Linked DNA regions of Homo sapiens: region 2 is linked to region 1. Evidence: chromatin loops called from intact Hi-C (ENCODE). Cell type or tissue: mammary epithelial cell. All regions are shown on one strand. Each heading gives the region's core, and the rest is flanking DNA. Links, peaks and the distances in the headings are about the cores only.

Region 1 (8,338 bases), core at 207-8,206:
CCAGGAGGAGGAATTCTCAGATACCTGTGAGATTCTGTGGCTCTGTGTGACTTGGACACCTTGGGAAGAAAAGAGGATTGGAAAAAGAAAAGATAAAAACCAGCCCTTAATGCTGTGTGTATATTTTGGATGCAAGCAAATGAAAAGGAACATTTTCACACTTGCGGACCGTACACTGCCAGCGATGTTTCTCAGTTGTGACAAATCCAAAAATCTCAGAATTATTACATGATTTACTTTTTTGCTATTGAACTCTTTCTGTACATACTACTTTAGAGAAAATCCACTAGAGAATGTTAGGAGACCAAAACGTCATATATAACAAATCCGTGATCTCAGTAAAATACGGCCTACTCTTTTCAGAAAAAATACAATGCAATGAAAATGTCCTTCTCTCTTGAAGAAAAAGATCTCAGTCTAATTGAAAGAAATTAAGAAGCTGTGAAATACACTCTGTTTTATTCTGACACCGTGCTACAAATTCCTTTGATGTAGAATATGTAAAAGGACGATACAAGAGCTAGGACCACATTATCTAAAAACGAAATCGAAACTTAGAGTTCTTAATCGGAACACCTTTTCACATGCCAGTTACTTTTCATATTTATTATCATCCTGAGGTTTTCTGACATCATTTCTTCAAAAAAGTACATGCACACTCAAATATGGGAGCTGTGTTTCCAAATGAATTGAATATATAACTCTTGGCCGAGTGCCATGGATCACACCTGTAATCCCAGCACTTTGGGCGGCCAAGGCTGATGGATCACCTGAGGTCAGGAGTTCCAGACCAGCCTGGCCAAGGTGGTGAAACCCCGTCTCCAGTGAAAATAAAAAAAAAAAAATTAGCTGGGCGTGGTGGGGGGTAACCCTAGCTACTCGGGAGGCTGAAGCAGGAGAATCCCTTAGAACCTGGAAGGCAGAGATTGGACACCCTGTGATAGGATTTTTGATATCCTAGGGAGATATTGCTCCTGACAGCAGAGTGGGCGTACACCCTGTGATATTATTTGTAATATCCTAGAAAGATATTGCTCCTAATATCACAGTGACTGTACACCCTGTGATATTAATAGTAATATCCTACAGAGATATTACTCTGAATAATTCAGTGGGTGTACACCCTGTGATATTATTCATAATATATTACAGAGATATGACTCCTGATATCACAGTGAGTGTACACCATGTTTGTACACCCTGTGATCTTATTTGTAACAACTTTGAAAAATATTACAGCTAATATCAAAGTGGGCATACACTCTGCAATGTTATTTGTTATCCACTAGGTAGAAATTACTCCTAATATCACAGTGAGTGTACACCATGTGTGTACAGACTGTGAAATTATTCATAATACCCTAGGAAGATATTACTCCTAATATCACAGTGGGTGTATACCCTTTGATATTATTTGTAATCACCTAGGGAGATACGATTCCTAATATTACAGTGGGTGTACACTCCGTGATGTTATTTGTAATGTCCTAGGAAGATATTACTCCTAATATCAAAGTGGATGTACACCATGAGTGTACACTCTGTGATATAATTCATATTATCCCAGAGAGATATTTCTCCTAATATCACAGTGGGTGTACACTCTGTGATATTCTTTGTACTATCCTAGAGAGATATTGCTCCCAGTATCACAGTGGGTGTACACCCTGTGATATTATTCATAATCTCCTAGAGAGATATTACCTCTAATATCACAGTTTCTCTACACCCTGTGGTATTATTCATCATATCCCAGGGAGATATTATCCCTAACATCACAGTGCGTGTACACCATGGGTGGACACCCTGTGATGTTATTGGTAATATCCTAGGGGGATATTACACTTAATGTCACAGCGGGTGTTCACCATGTGTGCACGCACTGAGATGTTACTTGTAATATCCTGGGGAGAAATTACACCTAGCGTTACAGTGGGGGTACACCATGTGTTTCTATTCTGTGATGCTATTCGTAATATCTTAGAAAGTTATTAGTCCTAGTGCCACAGTGGGTGTATACCATGTGTGTCCACTCTGCGATGTTATTCGTATTATCCTAGGGAGATAGTTCTCATAACATCACTGTGGGTGTACCTCATGTATGTACTCCCTGTGGTCTTATTGGTTATGCCCTGGGTTGATATTACACCTAATATCACCATGGGTGCACACCATAGGTGTACATTCTGTGATGTTACTCATAATATCCTAGGGAGATATCACTCCTGATGTCATAGTGGGTTTACAGCCCTGTGATATTCTTGGTAGTATCCTTGGGACATATTACTCCTGTTATCACAGTGGGTATACACCCTGTGATAGTATTTGTAATATCCTAGGGAGATATCACTGTATACCCTGTGGTATTATTTGTGACATTTGAGGGAGCTATTTCTCCTAAAGTCAGAGTGGGTGTACACCCTGTAATATTCTTCCTAATATCACAGTGGCTGTACACCATGAGTGATATGTTTTTCTAATATCCAGTGAGGGAGAGGATGATACTGCTTCCAATATCACGGAAGGTGTACACCCCCTTGTGATATTGTTCCGAATATCCAGGGAAGGAGAGGATGACATTATTCCCAATATCACTGGGGGTGTACCACCTCCCACAGGGATATTGTTCTTAATATCTGTAGTGGAGAGAATGATGTTACTCCCAATATCCCAGGGGGTGTAAACCACCCCTGTTTGTAAACAGGGGTGTATCACCCCTGTGATATTGTTCCAAATGGCCTGTGAAAGAGTCAATATGACTCCCATTATCGCAGGGGGTGTTCAGCCCTGATGATATTGTTTTCTAACATCCAGGGAAGGAGAGTATGCTATTACTCCCAATATTGCAGGGGTTGTACACCTTTTTGTGTTATTGGGCCCAATATCCAGGAAAATAGAGGATGAGAGTACTCCCAATATGGAAATAATTGTACAGCACCCCTGTGATATTCTTCCTCATATCCAGAAAGGAAATGAATGATATTACTTCCAACAGTGTAGGAAATGTATACCCGTGCTGTGATATCTTTCCCAATATCCAGTTGGGGAGAGGATCATATTACTTCCAATATCGCAGGGTGTGTACACCCCCTCTGTGATCTCGTTGCTAACATCCAGGTTTGGGGAGGATGACATTACTGCCAATATCGCAGGAGGAGTCCACCCTGCCCCTGTGTCCTTCTTACTCATTTCCCAGGTGGAGAGGATGATGTTCCTCCCAATATCGCAGGGGGTGTACACACCCCTGTGAAAATCTTCCTCATCTCCAGAGGAAGAGGGGATGATATTACTCCCAGTACCGCAGGGCGTTTACACAGCCCTGTGATACTCTTCCTAATATCCACAGGGAGAGAGGATGATATTACTCCCAATATCGCAGGGGGCGTACACAACCCTGTGAGATTGTTCCTAACATCCAGAGTGAAAGAGGATGATATGACTCGCAATATCGCAGGGTGTGTACACCCCTCCTGTCCTATTGTTCTGAATACCCTGGGAGGGAGAGGATAAGGTGACATTGAATATCGCAGGGAATGTGTACCCTCCCCCTCTGATACCCTTCCTAGTATCCAGGGGAAGAGAGGAAAATTTTACTCCCAATATCGCAGAGGCAGTACAACCCACCTGTGATGTTGTTCCCAATACGCAAGGTTGGACAGGATGATACTACTCCGAATATCGCAGGGGTGTTCACATCCCCCGTGACATTTTCCTTAATATCTAGGGGAGAGACAATTATATGACAGCAAAGGTCGCAGGGTCTGTACATCCCTTCCTGATATTGTTCCTAATATCCAAGGGGGAAGAGGATGATATCGAATATGAAAAGGAGTGTACAACCCCCACCCCTAAGATATTGTTCTTAATATTCTTGAGGGGAGACGATGATATAACTCCAAATATCGCAGGGGTTGTTCACACCCCCCGTGATATTCTTTCCAATATCCTGGGTGGGAGAAAATCATATTACTTCCAATATTGTAGGTAGTGTATTCCCCACCTGAAATACTGCACTGAATATCCAAAGAGGGAGAGGATGGTATTCATACCAATATCGAAGTGTGTGTGCACGCCCCTTGTGATACGGTTTTTAATATCCAGTGGGCGGGAGGATGATATTCATCCTAATGTCACAGAGGGTGTACACTACCCTTGTGATACTGTCCCTAAGTTCCAGATGGGAGAGGATGAGGTCACTCCCAATATCTCAGAAGTTGTACATCCCCCGTGATACTTACTGTTCATCATATCCAGGGAAGCACAGGATGACATTCCATTGAATTTCGCGACAGGCGTACACGCACAGTGTGATATTGTTCCTAATATCCAAGAAGGGAGGAGATGATATTACTCCCAATAAAGCAGTGGTTGTACATTACCCGTGTGTTATTGTCTCTAATATCTGGGGCCGGGGGAGCGGGGAAGAGGATAACATTCCCTCAAATTTAGCAGGTGGTTTGACGCCCCTCGTGGTGGTGTTTTACATATCCAGAGGGGAAGACAATAGTACTATTTTTGATAGTCCAATTCATCCGCTCCACCTTTCCAGAACTCTGAGGCTGGGAGGCGGCATGCAGTTTCCGTGTGATCCCCAATACCTTTGCTGTCTTCTGTAGCAAGTCAGCTACAAATGCAGGCCCGTTATCTGAGCCGATCCGGAAGGGCAGTCCCAATCTAGGAATCAGACCTCGAAGAAGCACACGGGTTTCTTCACGAGGTTTCCCAGTTCGTGTTGGATAAGCCTCCACCCACCCAGAGTAGGTACGCCCAAGAACAAGTAAATACTTGTTACCTCCACACTTTGGCATCTCTGTGAAGTCTACCTGGAGATCTTCAAAGGGGACTGCTCCATAAGCTTGTACACTGGGCTGAACGGCTGGACCTTGCCTCGCATTAGGCTGTAGGCAGGTGACACACCACTGCCTCACCGTTTTGGCAAGAGCTGACAAATGTGAGATGTAGAAATACCAGCCTAACAACTTTTCAAGTGACTCCTGACATAGATGGGTGCCAGTACAACTGCAGTTCCTCACAGCTGTGGCACAGCTACGCTCCCATCTGGTAACTGACTCCATCCTTCCTCCATCACTTGTCCTTCCCTCTACCTGGAGAAAGTCCTTTTATTCTTTAGAATAAGCAGGTCCAAGATCAGGTGCTTGAGGGAGCAGAGGGGCTATGACTGATGCCCGGAAGGGGACAGATGCTGCTTTTGCAGCCTCTGAGTCAGCGCGGGAATTCCCCAAGCCCACCAAGGTGGAAGCTCGCTGGTGTCCTCTGCAATGCATAACTGCCACCTTGTGGGGTTTCCATACTGCTTCTAATAAATGCAAGATTTCTGGTTGTTATTTTCTGCCTTTTCCCCCAGAGTTCAATAGGCCCTTTTCCTTCTATCACGCTCCATGCACTTGAAGGGTTAAAAAGACATACCGAGAATCAGTGTAAATGTTGACAGTCTCACCCTCACTGAGTTCTAAGGCCTGAATGAAAGCAATGAGTTCAGCTTTCTGGGTGAAGTGGCCTGGGGCATCGATCTGGCTTCAACAACAGTGTCCAGGGTTACCACTGCATACCCTGCACCTCTCTCTCCTTGCGGGATGATGAAGCTGCTCCCGTCCACCTATAGTTCCCAGTCTACTGATGCCCAAGGCTGGACCCGGAGGTCAGGTCTGCTAGAGTCAACCGAGTCCAACATTTCTACACAATCATGCTTGACAGGGCTCTCTGATAGTGGGAGCAAGGTTGCAGGGTGTAGGATGTTACAAACTTCAATGGTTATATGGGGATTTTCACTTTGGTACTTGGTGAGTCTCGCATTCGTTAGCCAATCATGTCCTTTAGTATTCATTAAAGTCACCACAGCATGGGGGGCCTTTTCTGTTCAGGTTCTACCCAAGAGTCAGCTTATTTGCTTCTTGTACTAGCAGGGCAGTTGCTGCCAAGGCCCTCAAACATGGGGGCCATCCTTTAGAGACCCCGTCTACTTGTTTAGAGACGTAGGCCACCAGCCTCGGCCAGGGCCCCACAGTTTGGGTTCAAAGTCCGGCTGCCATCTTTTCTCTCTCTGACACATACGATGTAAAAGGCTTTGTCAGATCAGGTAGCCCCAGGGCTGGGGCTGACATAAGTTTCTCCTTTAACTCGTGAAAGACTTGCTGTTGTTGGGATCCCCATTCAAAAGGTTCCCGGTCCCCGCCTCCTTTGTGACCTCAAACAAAGGCTTAGCTAATACTGCAAAGTTTGGGATCCACAGTCTACAAAACCTCACAGCTCCTAAGAATTCTCTCACCTGCCTTCTGCTCTTAGGCTCTGCTAGATGGCAAATGACCTGCTTTGTTTCTGATACGAGGCTGCATTCCCCCTGTCAGATAGTATATCCCAAGGAACATACCTGCTGTCAGCAGATCTGAGCTTTTTTCTTGGACACCTTATACCCACAGTCCTCCAGGTGTGGGCGTAGGGCAATCCGTTCCCTTGGTGCACCCGACTGCCGTGGGGTGTCCCAGCCAAAGCTCATCAACCTACCAGAGCAACACGCAGCCTAGGTCTCTGGTGGGAAACTTTTGGAGGTCTCGAGCCACTCACACATGTACCTTGGGGTGCCACCATGCATGGATCTGAGTGTTGCGGTCTGTTGTGAGATGATGAAGGATCTCAGGCATGTTCCTAAACATGTCTAGCTTATTGACATGAATCTAAGGAAAATAATATGTACGGGCAAATTATTTGAACTGTATTTCCTATAAATTGTTCAAGGTTAATTACTCAGGGCAAAACACCCAGTTAGTGAATTCACCCTCTCTTCTTTCTTGAAAAGCAGTTTTTGGCTATTTCAGTGCACTCTGGTATCCTGCCAGCATGTCAACAGGCACAAGGCTGACTGGTCAGGATCGCTGCCATCACTGACGGAAGCGAAAAATTACAGAGACTCGGCTCAGGGATGTCATTTAATGATGTTAATATTGTCCTTCAGTCCTTCAAGGGAAATTCAATTAATGTTCTTGTACACCTACTGTGTGTCGAGCTTTATTCTAAATGCGAGGAATAAAGCAGTAATCCACACAGACAAAAACAATCAAGAATCATCTACCCTCGGCCAGGCGCCATGGCTCATGCCTGTAATTCCAGCACTTTGGGAGGCGGAGGCCAGTGGATCACTTGAGGTCAGGAGTTCGAGACCAGCCTGACAAACATGCTGAAGCCCCATCTCTACTAAAAATACAAAAATTAGCCAGGTGTGGTGGCTCAGGCCTGTAATCTGAGCTACTTCAGAGGCTGAGGCAAGAGAATCACTTGAACCCAGGAGGCGGAGGTTGCAGTGAACCGAGACCATGCCACTGCTGCACTCCAGCCTGGGTGACAGAGCAAGACAGTCTCAAAAATAAAATAAAATAAAATAAAAAATCAAGAATCATCTTTAAGGCATATACATGACATGCAACAGAGGAGCATGTACTGCAAAAAATCCACTCCCATATCTCCTTGTTCAAATTTATTTTCAATGCTGGTCACAATCGCTAAATTTATTTCATGACCCAAAGTTTGGGAAAAATACTTTGTCTATGGGGCATTTCACTGAAGGCTCTTGTAAGCCATTTGGGCTTCTGTCAATTTTCTCCCAGGAGGATGTGACTGAACTAAGATGATATATTCCTTCAGAGGGCCCGCGAACCTCTGCTGCAGACACGTCTTGATAGGGTGCTTCCATCTGTCCCTGTTTGCAGTTATTTAGCAGGCAAGGAGGGGGAGGAAAGGTGAGCTGGGAGGATGGAAGGGAGCAAGAGAAAAGAATGAATATGCTGGGAGCACTGGCTCACGCCTATAATCCCAGCACTTTGGGAGGCCGAGGCAGGCAGATAGCTTGAGGTCAGGAGTTCAAGATTAGCCTGGCCAACATGGTGAAACCTTGTCTCTAATAAAAATACAAAAATTAGCCGGGCATGGTGGCTCACACCTGTAATCCCAGCTACTCAGGAGGCTGAGGCAGGAGAATTGCTTGAACCCGGGAGGTGGAGGCTGCAGTGAGCCGAGATCGCATCACTGCACTCCAGCCTGGGTGACATAGCAAGACTCCCTCTCAAAAAAAGAAAAAAAAAAAAAAAAAAAAAGAATGAACAGTCACCATACCTGGACTCCTAATTCTTCACTAAGGTTGGTGAACAAATATTCATAGCCATAAGCCGCTTTGCAGTTCAGCCACACAACATGGTACAGGCTCTGAGTGATCCAGCTTTGAACCAGCTCTAAGACTCCACATAAACACTCCTCCTAGACAGGATTTTAAAGAGACATTTAACAGGTGGAGAGCCGCACATAGCCTTTTCCTTCCCAACAGTCCCAG
Region 2 (8,338 bases), core at 311-8,310, 72 kb after region 1:
CTGGTGTGGTGGCTCATGCCTGTAATCCTAGCACTTTGGGATGCTGAGGCAGGGGGATCGCTTGAGGTCAGGAGTTCGAGACCAGCCCGGCCAACATAGCAAAACCCTGTCTCTACTAAAAATACAAAAATTAGCTGGGCTTGGTGGTGCGTGCCTGTAATCCCAGCTGCTCAGGAGTCTGTGGCACAAGAATTGCTTGAACCTGGGAGGCGGAGGTTGCAGTGAGCTGAAATAGCACCACTGCACTCTAGCCTGGGCGACAAAGTGAGACTCTGTCTCAAAAACAAAAACAAAAAACCAAATGTACTTAAGTAGTTTAAGCCTTGTCCTGAGTTAGCTCTGATAACTGGGACCTCCCTAACCCCGCAAGACCCTCAGGCTGGCCCAGGGTTCAGCCAGTGGCTGAAATAGACAAGGAAGTCCAGTCTACTCCAGAGCCTGAGTGTTCCCAGGATCTTTATCCTTTTCCCTTTCTAACCTCTTAGTTTATACTCTACAAAGAGCTTTGTGATTAGTTTCCTTTATAGATTTTTAAACTAAACTGTGTCTTACCTTGCCTTATTTTTTAAAACTCAGGATAAGCAGGAATTGTCAGTAGGCTGGCTGTCAAACAGGGGAAGTTCAAGGACATATGCTGGCCACCCCCTGCCCCCCATACTTCTTCTCTGATGCCAGAGCTCCCTTTGGATCCAAAGGCCTAGGAGAGAAAGTGGATAGCCCCACTGTAACCTCAGTACCCTGCGGGCTCAGCGGAGTGGCAGGGTCAAGTTTCCTTCCAGCCCCAAAGACAGGCAGTACTGTGGCAGGCCAGGTTTCCCTAATGGCTAAACAGGCAGGCCTCCATAACAACCGTTTCAGCACTGACTGAGTGGTTAACGTTAAATACTAAAAGCAGAAAGAGCAAGTGCCCTCATACGAAGACTCCAAGGTAACAAAAGCCCACCAAGAGTTTTGCCCAGGCCCTTCCTGGGGCTTGAGGCATGACAAGATAATGAAGGAATTCTTAACAGGACCCATTTAGGATTAAACAAGTTTTATTGGGGTCTGAAGGAACTCCCCAACCCTCCATGATTTAGCAGGAAATAAGATAAGGGTAATCACTGCAGCACCTGGACCCATCCAGATTAAGTAAATTTACTGAGGCTCCAGAGGAAGGTCTTCAGATCTCAGCCCTTAGTTATATATTAGAAGAAGTTCATCACTTAAGGTTTTAGATGAACGCACACTTACATGCAGACATATAACTTAGCAGGCATATAAGCTCTGGAAAACTCTGTAATTTTGAGTTGGCTTCGCAATAATTTGCAGTCCTTCTCCTTGCACCCAGCTACAGAAATCAAATCTCTTCTCTCCCAGTTTATCTGCATCTCGTTATTGAGCTGAGAGAGTAAGCAGCCGGGCTCTCAGCTTGGTCCACGAACAGTAGCACAACCAGAACAGTTGTTTTGTGAAGAGCACAATCACCTGTAAGTTGGAGATCAGGGTCTTCAGCCTAAATAACCTTGAACGTGGCCCATCCTCCTACCCAGTTCCCACAGGGGACTGAGAAGCACGGGGCATGGAACAAGGGGTGCCTTGTCTTCTGAGTGTCTTCCTAAGAAACTCTTGGCTGCTTTATACATAATGCCATGGTTAAGAACATGGCTCTGGAGCCAGACTGCCTTGATTGGAATCTCAACTCCATCTCTTAAGAGCTGTGTGACCAGGCTGGGCGCAGTGGCTCACACCTGTAATCCCAGCACTTTGGGAGGCCAAGGCAGGTGGATCACCTAAGGTTGGGAGTTTGAGACCAGCCTGACCAACATGGAGAAACCCGTCTCTACTGAAAATACAAAATTAGCTGGGCATAGTGGCACATGCCTGTAATCCCAGCTACTCGGGAGGCTGAGGCAGGAGAATCGCTTGAACCCTGGAGGTAGAGGTTGCAGTGAGCCGAGATCATGCCACTACACTCCAGCCTGGGCAACAGAGCAAGACTATCTCAAAAAAAAAAAAAAAAAAAAGGTACTTGCAATAAAGCAAGACATAAGAAATACTTTTAGTTTATGGTTTAGCAAAGAACACAAATTCTTTTTATACACTCAGCTTTGTAAGTAGTATAGAAAAAATAAAAACTAGAAAGATGTATACTAAAGATATGTAAACAGTAATTGCCTCTGATTACTGGCAAGTTATGTAGTTTTAAAATATTTTTGTACTCTCCAAATCTTCTATAATGTGCATGGATTGTGTTTATAATAAGAACAAAATTGAAATGCTACATGAGTGGCTGAGCTGCTTGAGGGCAAGGCTATGCAGAAGGGGTGTAGGACCTTCCTCTGTAGGTTTATAGGCCATCTCAGGTGTTCTGCTTGCTGTAAAGTCTCATATTATTTTCCAGTGACAGCAACTCGACTCCTTTTGAGGTGCCAAGCCTTAATTAGAATTCTAAGCCTTCTTGAAAACCCATATGAGGGCTGGGTGCAGTGGCTCACGTCTGTAATCCCAGCATTTTGGGAGGCTGAGGGAGGTGGCTCACTTAAGGTCAAGAGTTCGAGACCAGCCTGGCCAAAATGGTGAAACACCGTCTCTACTAAAAATACAAAAAATTAGCTGGGCACGGTGCCTCACACCTGTGATCCCAGCTACTCAGGAGACTGAGGCAGGAAAATAGTTTGAACCCAGGAGCAGAGGTTGCAGTGAGCCAAGATCCTGCCACTGCACTCCAGCCTGGGTGACAGAGCAAGACTCCGTCTCAAAAAAAAGAAAAAAGAAAAGAAAAAAAGATCTAATGAAAGTCCTGGACCCCTCTGCACAGAAGAGCTATGCCCTCACACAGTTTCCCATGCCATTTCAGGGGTCCCCGCTCTTTCTCCCTCCCTAGGTAGGGAACTCAGTTCTAGAGCAGGGGCCAGCATCATTCTCTCTGTCTAGCCTGTCTGGTTCTGGCACCTCAGTGCAATACATTCCTGCCTTAAGGGGCTGTTCTGATGCACCTTCCTGCAGGAGGCCTTTCCCATCCCAGCCATGATGAGCTGGAGTACAAACAACATTGGCCTTGGCCAGGATACTCAGGTTTGACTTCCAGCTTTGAGACACACTGCCCTGGGACTCGATGCAACAAACAAAGCTCCTCTAAGATGCAGCTTCGGCCACAAAAAGAGAATATCAGCCTCTTTTTGTGCTAGGGTTAAGGATGATTAAGAATATAATTTTCTTTTTGAGACAGTCTCGCTCTGTTGTCCAAGCTAGAGTACAGCGGCACAATCACGGCTCACTGCAACCTCCACCTCCTGGTTCAAGCGATCCTCCCACCTCAGCCTCCCAAGTAGCTAGGATTACAGGCATGCACCACCACGCCTGGCTAATTTTTTTGTATTTTTAATAAAGATAGGGTTTTGCCATGTTGGCCAAGCTGGTCTTGAACTCCTGAACTCAAGTGACCTGCCTACCTCTGCTTCCCAAAGTGCTGGGATTACAGGCGTGAGCCACGATGCCCGGCCAAGAATGTAAAATATTCTTGATTTGATCCTATGGAGTCTGCCCTCCCAGAGTTCATCTCACAGCTCATACTAATTAACAAACCTACTTACTGAACACCTCCGACAGGCCAGGCCTTTGCCAGGCAGATGGGCATGCACAAGGCAGCGTGCTTGAAGGCGCTCATAGCCTGGTGGGAGATGAACAGGGCAACGGTGACCACAGGGGACTTGCTGCAAATAAGGTGCAGCAGTTGCTCTGGGAACACAGGAGGTAGCACAGACGGGAAGGTACGGAACGGAAAAAGCCATCCCTGAGATGAGATGGGATCGGGTCTGCGATTGTTGGCTGCAGAGGGGCAGGGAAAGCTGCTCCCAGCGGTGTGGACAGAACTTACTAGAGCTCAACATAAAGGCTATGTGGGGTTGCATAAATACTCACAAATCAATAAATAAACAATCAATCAATAATCACCTTGGCAGCACCCACGGGGCCTCACGGACTGCTGGTGGGTGGCGTGAGCCTGGTCTGAGTCTATTAAGTACATCCTTGTTGGATGGTTAACGAGCGAGCAGACTTTAGGGGGATCAGAAAGTTATCATAGGTGAGATGCAGCTTTAAATATAGAGCCATGGACATTGAATTCCAAAGCATTCTTGTTACCAGTGGAGGGTGCCCAAGTTCTTGGCATTTTGAACAAAAAATTGGACAAAATGCACAAACAAAGCAAGGAAACAATGAAGCAACAAAAGCCGAGATTTACTGAAAGCGAAAGTACATTCCACAGGGTGGGAGCAGGCCGAGCACAGGGACTCAAGATCCCTGTTACAGAATTTTCTGTGCTTAAACGCCCTCCAGAGGCTTCCCATTGGTTACTTGGTGTGCATCCTATGTAAATGAAGTAGCGGCCTGCAATCAGAGGCTGAAGTTACAAAGTTACACTTCTATGCAAATAAAGACTTGGCTCACGATCAGTCTGACTGGTTGGGGAAAGCAACCAATCAGAGGCTGAAATGAAGTTACAAAGGTACATTCCTGTGCAAATGTCTGATTGGTTGCAGAAAGCAACCAGTCAGAGATACTTTCAATTTTCCATCTGCCACACAGAAAGTGGGGAGGAGGTTGCAAAGGGAGTAGCCTCCGGTCCTTTTATTACATAGGTGTGGAAAGTTGGGGTTTTGATTTAGTTCTACAAAGTCAGTGTGAATCGGCCTTAGGTTCCCTGCCTCCAGACCCTATTCTCCTGCCTCATCCTGAGAGAAAGGCATCACAGTTTTGCAGTATCCTGTTGCAGAGCTGGGCTTGCTGCCTTTGGCAGGAACTGCAGCCAATGCTGAGCTGATTTCTCCTGAGCGAGGGGTCCTCGGCATCCTGGTTGAATGTTTTGTGCATTATCTCCCGGTCACCCGAGCTTGGGATTCTGCAAGACAAACTGCCTTAAGGCTACTACAGCCCCTCCCTGGACTCTCTCCTGTTCAACTTTTGACACTAGGCTCCCTCACCCCACCTTTGGCGTAGAAGTTACGCCAGCATCACTCACACTGGGTACATCCTGGGTGCATCCTTCCGTGCTGACTAGGCGGGCTGCTGTGTAAATTACCTTTCACATTTCAGCCCCGCTGAAGACAGCCTCCGAGGGTGGCTCTCACCTCACCTGACTTTACTTTCTGCAATGAACATGGTCATCCCACATAGGGGGTTGGCAAGGTCTTCTTGAGCAATTCTTTCCCATTGAGCAACCCAATTAAGAAGATAAAAAATTCTCACACTCAAGGAACTGCAGGGTTCTTAGGTCACACAAATGTGGGCTGGGGGAAGAGGTTAGTCTTTTTTTGCCAGTTGTTAAAATCATCAGTACCCTAGACTTGAAAAGATACATATTCTAGAGGAAGAAGTCTGTTTTTTAGCTTCATCATCTAGGAAAGAAATTTGTCCATTTAGGATAAACATCAGCTCTCCTAAATGCTTTGGTGAGGATGGAAACATATTGTAATTTTCAGATAAAATCAGGAGGCTATAGCCGAATTAGAAATTCCATTTGTTTTGCTACTCCAATGACAGTCTGCCAGTATACTTATTCTTGTGTAAATAAATAGAAGACTGGGGACCCTGAACTAGTCACCTTTCCTCTCATTTCCACTCAGTGAGCATCTTGGCAGAACACTAGTACCAATATGATCCCCGCACATGCCAGTGAGGTAATAAAGACAGAAGAGATTTCAATATGTCAGCCAGTTATTAGTTGTCATTTTTAAAAGTTACTTTCAGCTGGGCGTGGTAGCTCACATCTGTAATCCCAGCACTTTGGGAGGCTGAGGCAGGCAGATCACTTGAGGTCAGGAGTTCAAGACCAGCCTGGCCAACATGGTGAAACCCTGTCTCTACTAAAAATACAAAAATTAGCCGGCCGTGGTGGCAGGCACCTGTAATTCCAGCTACTAGGAGGCTAAGGCAGGAGAATTGCTTGAATCTGGGAGGTGGAGGTTGCAGTGAGTCAAGATCACGCCATTGCACTCCAGCCTGGGCAACAGAGCAAGACACCATCTCAAAAAAAAAAAAAGTTACCTTCCCCCAATATTGTTGACACGCAAATGCATTATTAGTAGATAATATCATGGGTCGATGTTAATACTTCTTAGCATACTGCTTTTCTGTGATGTTCCTCAACTCTTAATTCCTCGTTGCAAGTATTTTAAAAGCAAACAACAACAGAAAACCAAAGTACTAAGCTAAAAAGGAAACTTTCAGATCTTTCAGGAAATTTTAGAAAGAACATTTTGATCATTTTGGAGAGAGTTCAGTATAAACACATAAGTCACGCACAAGAATATTTGAGCCAGGCAAGGTGGCTCATGCCTGTAATCCCAGCACTTTGGGAGGCCAAGGCGGGTGGATCGCTTGAGCTCAGGAGTTGGAGATCAGCCTGGGCAACACAGCAAAACCAAATGTCTACAAAAGATACAAAAAAGGAAAGCCTGGCATGGTGGCTCACACCTGTAATCCAAGCACTTTGGGAGGCTGAGGCGGGCAGATCACCTGAGGTCAGGAGTTTGAGACCACCCTGACCAACATGGAGAAACTCCATCTCTACTAAAAATACAAAATTAATTGGGTGTGGTGGCACATGCCTGTAATCCCAGCTACTCAGGAGGCTGAGGCAGGAGAATCGGTTGAACCCAGAAGGTGGAGGTTGCGGTGAGCCAAGATTGCGCCATTGCACTCCAGCCTGGGCAACAAGAGTGAAACTCCATCTCAAAAAAAAAAAAAAAAAATAGCCAGGTGTGGTGGCAGGTGCCTGTGGTCCAAGCTACTTGGGAGGCTGAAGTGGCAGGATCACTTGAGCCCAGGAGGTCAAGGCTGCAGTGAGCTGAGATCATGCCATTGCACTCCAGCCTGGGTGACAGAGTGAGACCCTGTCTCAAAACAAACAAACTAAATGTTCCACCACAAGCTTATCCTTATTGGACTTCTACCACATGCCAAACATTGTTTTAAATGCTTTATACATATAACTCATTTAATGTATCTCTCCTGCATTTTTAGATAAAGAAACTGAGGCACGGAGAGGTTAACTATGTCACAGGCTAAGTAGAAGTGAGGCACACATTTGAACCCAGATGGCCCTGAAGTATGTATTACAACTTTACGCAGGATAACGTCTTGCCTGACTGAAATGGTTAAAGAAGTGAGCCACGTTCTATGAAATTTTGTGCATGTAAAAGATTACATTTTAGAGGCCGGGCGTGGTGGCTCACGCCTGAAATCCCAGCACTTTGGGTGTCCAAGGCGGGTGGATCACTTGAGGTCAGGAGTTGGAGACCAGTCTGGCCAACACAGCGAAACCCCATCTCCACTAAAAATAGAGAAAAATAGCCAGGAGTGGCGGCGCACGCCTATAATCCCAGCTATTTGGGAGGCTGAGATAGGAGAATCACTTGAACTTGGGAGGCGGAGGTTGCGGTGAGCTGAGATTGCACCACTGCACTCCAGCCTGGGTGACAGAGTGAGACTCCATCTCAAACAGCCTGGGTGACAGAATGAGACTCCATCTTAAAAAAAAAAAAAAAAAATTACAAAAATCAGCCGGGCGTGGTGGCGTGCACCTGTAACCCCAGCTACTGCGGAGGCTGAGACATGAGAATCGCTTACACCTGGGAGGTGGAGGTTGCAGTGAGCAGAGGTTGCAGTGAGCAGAGATCGCACCAACTGCGCCTCAACCTGGGCAACAGAATGAGACTCTGTCTCAAAAAAGAAAAATAAAATTACATTTTAGAATATTTAATAATGAGAAAATGCTCATATTACTGTTTTACGTGTAGGAATAAAACTATATACACAATAACATCATAGGTATGTGTGTAGATATATGCCACACACATACACACATGGAAAATAACATACTAGGACATACTAGGAATTACCCTAGCATGTAGCAGTGATTATCACCTGGGTGAAGGAATTATCATTGGATTATTATCAGTAATTATTACTTTATATTTGTTGTCTTTTCCAAAGTTTTCCACCCTTAACAATTTTTTTCACATACCTATAAAACAGTATTTTTAAATTGGAGCCTCACAGATCTCTTCTGCTCAGTATGACACTAAGAGAGGTCCTGGAGGTCCCAACGAGCGAAGGGGCGGGAGCGGGGGATCTCGACTCCCTCTCGGAGACGGAGAGGAGGAGGCCCGCTCCGTGCTCCCCGGCGCTCCTGCCTTGCCTGCTTTTCCGCTCACCCGGCCCCTGGGGTCCGGAAGGGTTGCCCTGGGAGCCCTGGCTCGCCGTCAGCAGGCACAGGTGCGGTCTACACTGCCATCTGGGGCGCTGGGGAAGGAGTGGGCGTGTCCCCCGGGTCACCGCCGACCGCTCCCAGGGGCGC

What was found. A loop is a pair of places that touch in the nucleus more often than their neighbours do. Peaks named below come from ENCODE experiments on the same cell type or tissue, not always from the same donor. Only the 100,000 strongest peaks of a DNase experiment are listed, where the experiment ranks them.
Region 2: a loop joins it to region 1, with 4 times the contacts of the local background. A loop is called at or near these places in 2 of 110 quality-filtered maps.

The regions. Positions count from the first base shown.
Region 1 is chr10:15,008,780-15,017,117 of GRCh38, forward strand. ACBD7-DCLRE1CP1 (ACBD7-DCLRE1CP1 readthrough) reads right to left here. Exons shown (of 8, transcript NR_144471.1): 7 at 8,125-8,265; 8 at 6,293-6,692. It also overlaps the pseudogene DCLRE1CP1. Among named protein-coding and RNA genes, the nearest start is that of OLAH, 31 kb to the right of the region's middle. RefSeq lists an enhancer at 5,130-5,189. In mammary epithelial cell, for the core only: no CTCF peak of the experiment used is centred there; a DNase peak (open chromatin) is centred at 4,902.
Region 2 is chr10:15,080,301-15,088,638 of GRCh38, forward strand. The region is part of intron 1 of ACBD7 (acyl-CoA binding domain containing 7); the gene reads right to left. All of the region lies in intron 1 of ACBD7-DCLRE1CP1 (ACBD7-DCLRE1CP1 readthrough), which reads right to left. Among named protein-coding and RNA genes, the nearest start is that of ACBD7, 4.3 kb to the right of the region's middle. RefSeq lists enhancers at 3,155-3,678, 3,679-4,201 and a silencer at 8,261-8,338. In mammary epithelial cell, for the core only: no CTCF peak of the experiment used is centred there; a DNase peak (open chromatin) is centred at 4,421; H3K4me3 peaks cover 1,224 bases.